Linked DNA regions of Homo sapiens: region 1 is linked to region 2. The links are chromatin loops, found by intact Hi-C in ENCODE. Cell type or tissue: heart right ventricle. All regions are shown on one strand.

Region 1 (4,000 bases), 50 kb after region 2:
GAGGATCACTTGATCCCTGGATGTTGAGGCTGCAGTGAGCTGTGATTGCAATACTGCACTCCAGCTGGGGTGACAGAATGAGACCCTGCCTCAAAAACTAAAGAAAACAACAACAAAAAATGGTGCCCAAAATTTCTTTTTGTTCACATGATCTTACCTCCATAAGTCTTTCTTTTAGTGCAGCAAATATCTCACATGCAGAGTTAAATTCATACAACATCTATGGGAACTAGAAGATGGGCCAAAAATGTTCATGAGAGATGAATAAATAATGTTCTTTCTTTATGCATACAGCTAGATAAGGCAGGGACTGATCTACTTTAACAGCCCTGCCATAGGAACACAAAAGAGTAAGCCTGCTACAATTGTCAATATGCAAATAATGTGTGCATTCATGACTTAAAAATAACACGGAAAAATAGCTTTTTTTCAAAATTGACTTTCATGTTTTTATGTAATTTTTTAAAATCTAAGTTAATAAATATGAAAAAATTGTTGGGTTATCTGTTGAAAGATATTTCAAAGTTCTATAGTATTACCTGGCCTTTTCCATTTTCTTGAATTCTTATATATGCCACTATCCTTTGTATTTGAAGAAGGCTTGATTTAAAGATTATTCACTATTTGACCGAATTAACTGTTCCATTTAGCTAATGAACCATGAAATACTGTCACGTAGCTTGTACTTGATTTTGGCGGGGGGGGGCAAACTAATACACTATTTATATTGATTATTCAAATTAACAGTTACTTTAGCACTTTTAAAACACAGATTAACAGTGACTATGGTTCACAGAGTATTGTGAAGGGTGTATAAAGGTAGTTTTGGAGCTAACTTTTAAAATATTTTGATGGAGAAACAGAGGCACATATGGAACATTTATCTCTAAACTGACAATCACCAACAAATTGTTTTAAAAAAGAATACTTCATTCTTGGAGATTGTTTTCTGGCTATCGGTAGCCTTACTTCCTGGCTTTAGATGGCATTGAACTGCATAGCACATCAGTAGTCATTTTAATAATTTAATTAAATTAATACAATTTGGTTAAAATGTTTAATTTTAAATAACAAATGCATATGCCTTTGTGAAGAGATAGAGAAGTGCTGTGCAGAGTTAGAGCAGATTTGAATCCTGGCTCTGCTGCAGGTGAACCAACATTAAGTTTCTGTTTAAATCACTTAACCGATTGTGAAATTCAGTTTCTCCATCTGTTAAAAATATACATAATGTAATCTCCATCATCTGGTTGTAGGTGAGTGTCCAGTGAGACAACATATCTAAAATACTTACCACAATATCTCCATAAACTCTAACTATTTTTATTAAATTGTTGTGAGAGGAAATGCTTGGAATTGTAGAGCTTCCTGAAAATCATCCTAAAGCAATATATTAGGATCCAGCCTTATCTTTGTTATAAGGATTAAAATTTCATTCATTCATTCGGTGATTCATTCACATGTGGGGTTCCCAAAGACAAAATCACATTGATGGCTCCTTTAAAAGAAAATAAAACCTTTATATTAAAAAAAGCTTAATTTTTGTGGATAAAGCTGATTAAGGCAAGAACATTCTCCCAAAATGCATCATTTTAGAATCCTTCTTAGATTAACACTGTATAAAGTCTAAACTGTTTTCAGTGGCTCTTCCATCCCAGTCTGCTCTTTTCTGCTGACTTCAGTGGTCTCTTTACCCAGCCCAGGCCATGAGAGAATGGTTGAAATAGGACCTTTTGGACAAATAACTTGAATTTCTAGTTTTGGAGTCTTCAAGACAAAATGGTAATCTTATGCATATGGCAATTTTTTTCTTATCCCCAGGACACAAATTATCTGTTTACATGTCTGTTTGCCCCATTAGATGTCAAGCTCCTTTGAGGGTAGGGACATTGTCTCATTCATTTTTCCATCACTCCCCACTCCCATGCAGAAAGCTTACACATGGTAGTTGGTAGATGAAGAGTTTGTTTCTTTAAAATAATGCACTAAATATTATTTCATCCTAACCATTTTGATGAAAAAAATAGTTTACATTAGGACGGGCACGGTGGCTCTCATCTGTAACCCCAGCACTTTGGGAGGCTGAGGTGGGCGGATCACGAGGTCAGGAGTTCAAGATCAGCCTGGCCAACATAGTGAAACCCCATCTCTACTAAAAATACAAAAAATTAACTGGGCATGGTGGTGCCTCTAATCCCAGCTACTTGAAAGGCTGAGGCAGGAGAATTGCTTGAACCCAGGAGGCGGAGGTTGCAGTGAGCCGAGATCATGCCACTGCACTCCAGCCCGGGCAACAGAGCAAGACTCCATCTCAAAAGAACAAAAATTTAATAAAAATAAAAAATAGTTTACATTAGGGTTTCCTCTTGGTATTGTACATTCTATGAGTTTAAATAAACGTATAATGAGATGTAGCCACCATTATAACGTCATACACAGAATTTTCACTTTGGATGATAACAATGTGATGTAAGTTCATTGATTGTAACAAACATATCACTCAGGTGGGAGATGTTGATAATGGGAGAGGCTGTGCATGTGTCAGGGCAGGGGAGATATGGGTTACCTCTGTACCTTCCTCTCAATTTTGCTGTGAAACTGAAACTGCTCTAAAAAAATGAAAGTCTTTTAAACAAATAGTTATTTCACATTTTTATTTCAAAAAGGCTTTGTATTAGTCAGGGTTCTCTAGAGGAACAGAACTAATGGAATATATATGTGTATGTATATATATAAAGGGGAGTTTATTAAGTATTAACTCCCATGATCACAATGTCCCACAATAGGCCATCTGCAGGCTGAGGACCAAGGAGAGCCAGTCTGAGTTCCAAAACTGAAGACTTAGAGTCTGATGTTCAAGACTTAGAGTCTGATGTTCGAGGGCAGGAAGCATCCAGCATGGGAGAAAGATGTAGGCTGGGAGGCTAGGCCAGCCTCTCATTTCACATTTTTCTGTCTGCTTGTATTCCAGCTATGCTGGCAGCTGCTTAGATTGTGCCCACCAGATTAAGTGTGGTTCTGCCTTTCCCAGCCCACTAACTCAAATGTTAATCTCTTTTGGCAACACCCTCACAGACACACCCAGGATCAATACTTTGTATCCTTGAATCCAATAAAGTTGACACTCAATATTAACCATCACAAGTCCACCGCATGTCAACTTGAACCCATACAAATCTCCTGAGATCATACATAATCTTAAAATAAAGACAATAATAAGGTCATAATTACACCTAACATAATACAATTACGCTTCGTACAACTGGAAACGCACCAGTCCCTAACCTAAATACTATTACATGAAGTTAACAATACTTAAATGCTGATGTGAAGTCAATAAATCTTATGTCACATGATAAAGGAGAAAGGAAATAAAAAGCTATTTTCTTGGTACAAGTTTATACATGCACAAACATGTTTTTAATAAAAGAAGGAGGAAATACTCATGACAATTACAGTCCTTGGTTCTGCAGCTGGTCACGTGGTTGTAGCTGGTGCTGATGACTACCTTCTTCTACTACCCATTCTGTATTCCTTTTGCCCTCAGCAAGCACCTCAGCAGGTCATGATTTTTCTCCTAGTGGAGTGACCCAGACCTTCATTCCTGAAGGGTCTGGGACATTTGTAGTCCTGCCTGGATTGGGCTGTTATAGTTTCCCATTGACCTTAATTGCAGGGAATGGTAATATGCCCTAATGGATCTCCTATATTCCATGCATACTGTTCCTTACCTTCATTATGGAGTAGTGGACTGATTTCATCTTGATTGTCTGGGTCAATCACCCCAGCCAACACTGTAACTCCCTTCTTAGCCTGTTGACTTAAAGGTAGGAGGGGCCCAAAGTGTCCAGGTGGCAATCTTAACTTCCAGTTTAATGGAATCATTGTTGTGTCTCCTGGTGGCAGCATTCCTCCCTCTGGAACTAAGACCTCTAAGCCAGCAGAATGTAGTGTCATGGGAACAGGAAGCAAAAATTTTGCTAGTGGGTCACTAGGGGTG
Region 2 (4,000 bases):
GTATGAGGGTGTCAAACATATGGTGTCACCTCCACAGGAAAGAATTTGCAGACAAAAATCATTACTGCTATGGTTTTAATGTCCCCACTAAAACTCAAGTTGAAATTTAATTGGCATTGTAACAGTATTGAGAGGTGAGACCTTTGAGAGGTGGTTAGGTCATGAGGGTTCTGCCCTCGTGAAAGGATTAATACTATTATTGCAGGAGTGGGTTACATATCATAGAAATGGGCTCCTGATAAAGGGATAAGTGTAGCCCCCCATCACACTCCCTGTCTTCCATGTGCTCGCTTGCCCTTCCACCATGTTATGAGGCAGCAAGAAAGCCCTCACTGGATGGAGACCATTCATCTTGGACTTCCTATCCTCCAGAACTGGGAGTCTAATAAACTTCTTTTCTTTATAAATTACCCAGTCTGTGATATTCAATTATAGTAGCAGACTGTTTTCAGACTAATACAATTACAAAATGGGGATCTTCTAGTGAAATTGCATCCAGACACTAGACTAGGCCTCTAGAACTTCAGACACAAATAATATTTTCCAAGGTAACCACAATATCATTGTCATGCCTAAAAAGATGAACAATTATTACTTAATATTATCTAATACCCAGTCTATAGTCTAACTCTCTCCATTGTCTTTAATAAAAAGCAAATTCTTCACATATTTCTTATGGTGACATATTTCAGAGACTGTAATGGAGCCTAATGTTTATTGATTTTATGTTCCATCTCTGAGGGCTGCAAATAAATATTTTCAGAATCCCATGGTGACAGAAGCAGTAACATGATGTCATATCTGAGATTCTGGCAAGGGCAGTAGCTGGACTGAAGTAATGTTTAATGGAAATGCAAGGGAGAAACAGGGCCAAAACTACATCAGGATGAGTAGTCAACTATCTACAGAGGGCTGCCTTCAGGGTAAAAAAGATCCTCCTCTTATAAACTTCCTCCTACAACTCCTCCACCTATCCCATCTGTTAAACCCTCTTTATTACGCGGCTTGAGCAAGGACAGCCACTTTGAGCAGCAGAAGGTCCAAATTTGGCTACTCTGGCTGGCACTTGGCAATGTGGTTTCTTTTCTCACCCTGTGATCTGCTCTCCTGCCTTCCTGTTCTAAGGACAAGTTCATGTTCTAAGCATGATCCATTTGCTTCTGGGCTCACCCTTTACTCCTCTACTCTGACATTCTGACTCCTTCTCATTTTTCCTCACACAGTTCCACTTCCTCTGGCTTAATTCCAGATACATCTGATTTTGAGATCTCCACCTCTTTCTTCATTGTGTATACCTCCTGCTCCTTAATAAGTGTCCCTGTGGTTCCCACACTCCTACAGTTGAAAGACCTTAGTGTATGCTTCCAACTACCTCAATGCCTCTTGAGACCCTTGTCATAAGCTAGTCATGCACAGTGGGTCTTGCTCCACTGAGATTCTTTAGAGATTTGCATGCTCCCAAGATAAATCTCTGGGTATTGCTCCACCCCCTCTACAACTATGACCTTCATCACTCCATGTGTGTTATGACATTTTTGAGCATTGCTCAGCCCATGGAATTATCAAGGACTATAAACAAGGCTCTATCCACAAAGATAAAATAGGAATCAAACCACCAAAAAGGCATGCGGAGGACGTAAGTGGACTTGACTTTGGGGTACATTTTTTTGTTTCTAGAATAAAGAAGTACATTCAGTTTGAACAACGTAAAAACTTCACAAAGTCAGAGAGACCCAGAATTACAGGCTCACTATCTTCATACCATTTCAGCTGTGGGAGGGGCCCTATCAGCTCTCCAGGGCCCACTTCAACACTATAGGAGAAAATTCTTATTGGGCCACATTTACATACTCCTGTGTTCTGTTTCTTACTATATCATTGGGCTTACTTGAGGTTTCAATGCAATAGGCTTGATCAGAGCCTACCATATAGCTTCTATGATCACATCTATTTTACAGACAAAGCAAAAATAATTTAAGAAACTTGCATGAAAGACATAGCAACTATACAGCTAGAGAGGTCATTTGAACACAGACAGCCTAACTTCACAGTCCATCCTCATGACATTCCTTAAAATGGCTCTTCGGTTACTGGATGGTATAGCACATTAGCTTATTTGTACCTATTAATCAGAAATAGAGATTTGATTAGCTGCCTTGAAAAATGAAAGAACAAGTACATTTTGGTAGAAAGAATCTATAAGAGGAGCGTTGCCATGGAATGCCTTCAGTGATGGGGGAGAAAGGGATCTGTATGCCAAATTAAAGCATGTAAAGGAAGATACTGAGTAGCAACTTCACAAATTTGCCTAGAGCCACATCCAGGATGGAAAAGGAAAGGCAGCCAAGATAGTGGGTGGGAAAGGATTCATCTAACAGATAAGCACACAACTTATAACTCACTTTCAAGCTGAGATTCACTATAGACCTATAACATATAACTTTATTGGCAGTTCTAATAACCCTTCTATGGTAGCCAGACTCCAAGAAAACCAAAGATCCCCACCTCCTGGTATTCATACCCCTTGTGTGGTCAGTCCACTCCCACACTGAACAGGGCTTACTTGCATAACCAAAAGAATGTTGCAAAATGACAGAGCATGACTTCCGAGACTAGGTCATAAAACACATTATGTCTTCTAACTTGCTCTTGTGGATCACTTGCTCTAGAGGAAGCTTGCTACATGTGGTGAGGATGCTCATGAATGAAGTTTCCTGCCAATTACCAGAAAACACTGAGGCCTCCTGCCTAGAGCCACATGAGTCTGCCATCTTGAGGCTGATCCTAGAGCCCCACTCAAGCCTTCAGATGACGGCAGCCCAACACCTTGACTACAATGTCATGATGTACCTTGAGCTAGAACCACCCAGCTAAGCCACTCCTGAATTCCTGACCCACACAAACTATGAGATAGTAAATGTTTGTGTTTTAAGCTGCTAAATATGGGGTATTTTTGTTATGTAGCAATAAAAACTAACTTCTTTGTTTCTGCATTCATTCATTTGATCCAACAAATGAATATGGAGCTCTTTTGCCTCAGTTGCAAAGCAAGGTACACAGTACTAATATGCATGGATAGAAAGAAACAGCTGTATCCCAGACTTAATGGGCACATGCAGGCAACTCACAGCCTTAGTTGAGGTAGGGCCCCTATTTCCAAAGAAGCTACATTTAAGACACTACTACCAGATAAATGAGGAATACCCTATTTTTAAAATATTTTAGGAAAAGAGATTGTACTAATTATCAGGGAATTGTTTTCATACCTCATTCCTTCATTTAGGAAGCTTATTTTACCCCTTAGGCAAAATTCTTGCTATTATTTGAGTTCCTTTATTCCTATCACTTCTTTGGTGAAGACAGGAAACATACTGTAAAAGAAATCCATCACTGACTTCAAATTACCCACCTCAGTGTCTAAGTAGTTAATTTTTAAAGGGCACAGATCCCACTGTGCTAAGTACAATAGAAATAAATAATGTATATCTATGTGTTTCTCATGCACTTGTCCTTACCCATATTGTATGGATGAAAGATTTAATCGATCTTATTTTGGACTTAGAGACCAAGCCAGTCACGCACTGTTATTAACTTTTGGAACAAATATACTTCCTTCAGTGCATAATTCTTTTTAATATTCAAACTCACAGGAGAAAACTCCTAAGGCATCGGCCTGAATTTCATAGCACTTGTTTACTCACATATCCCCTTGGTACATTTCTGATATATGACTTTCCTTCTTCAGTAGCAGGCATTTTAAATTAAACATGATTTTGCATGATACTTTTCTAGACTATATATAGACTTGCATAGGCTTTGTATTCTTGAATAAATTATTGTTACACTCGTGACAAATCTCTCAAACCGCTATATTAGAGAGTCTGGGGGAAAATATCATATTCTTTTTTAAGTTAGCTGTAAGTTTTCATCGGAGTGGAAAATACTTCATTGTACAAACCACTAACTAAATTTAAATTGTAATTCTTTTCAAACATGTTCT

What was found. Peaks named below come from ENCODE experiments on the same cell type or tissue, not always from the same donor. Only the 100,000 strongest peaks of a DNase experiment are listed, where the experiment ranks them.
Region 1: a loop joins it to region 2, with 2.1 times the contacts of the local background. A loop is called at or near these places in 1 of 110 quality-filtered maps.

What each region holds. Positions count from the first base shown.
Region 1 is chr2:168,262,594-168,266,593 of GRCh38, reverse strand. LOC107985959 (a long non-coding RNA gene) reads right to left here. Exons shown (of 5, transcript XR_007087282.1): 2 at 1,295-1,498; 3 at 158-229. Among named protein-coding and RNA genes, the nearest start is that of STK39, 17 kb to the right of the region's middle. In heart right ventricle, no CTCF peak of the experiment used is centred here; no DNase peak of the experiment used is centred here.
Region 2 is chr2:168,313,035-168,317,034 of GRCh38, reverse strand. No RefSeq gene overlaps it. Among named protein-coding and RNA genes, the nearest start is that of STK39, 67 kb to the right of the region's middle. In heart right ventricle, no CTCF peak of the experiment used is centred here; no DNase peak of the experiment used is centred here; H3K27ac peaks cover 341 bases.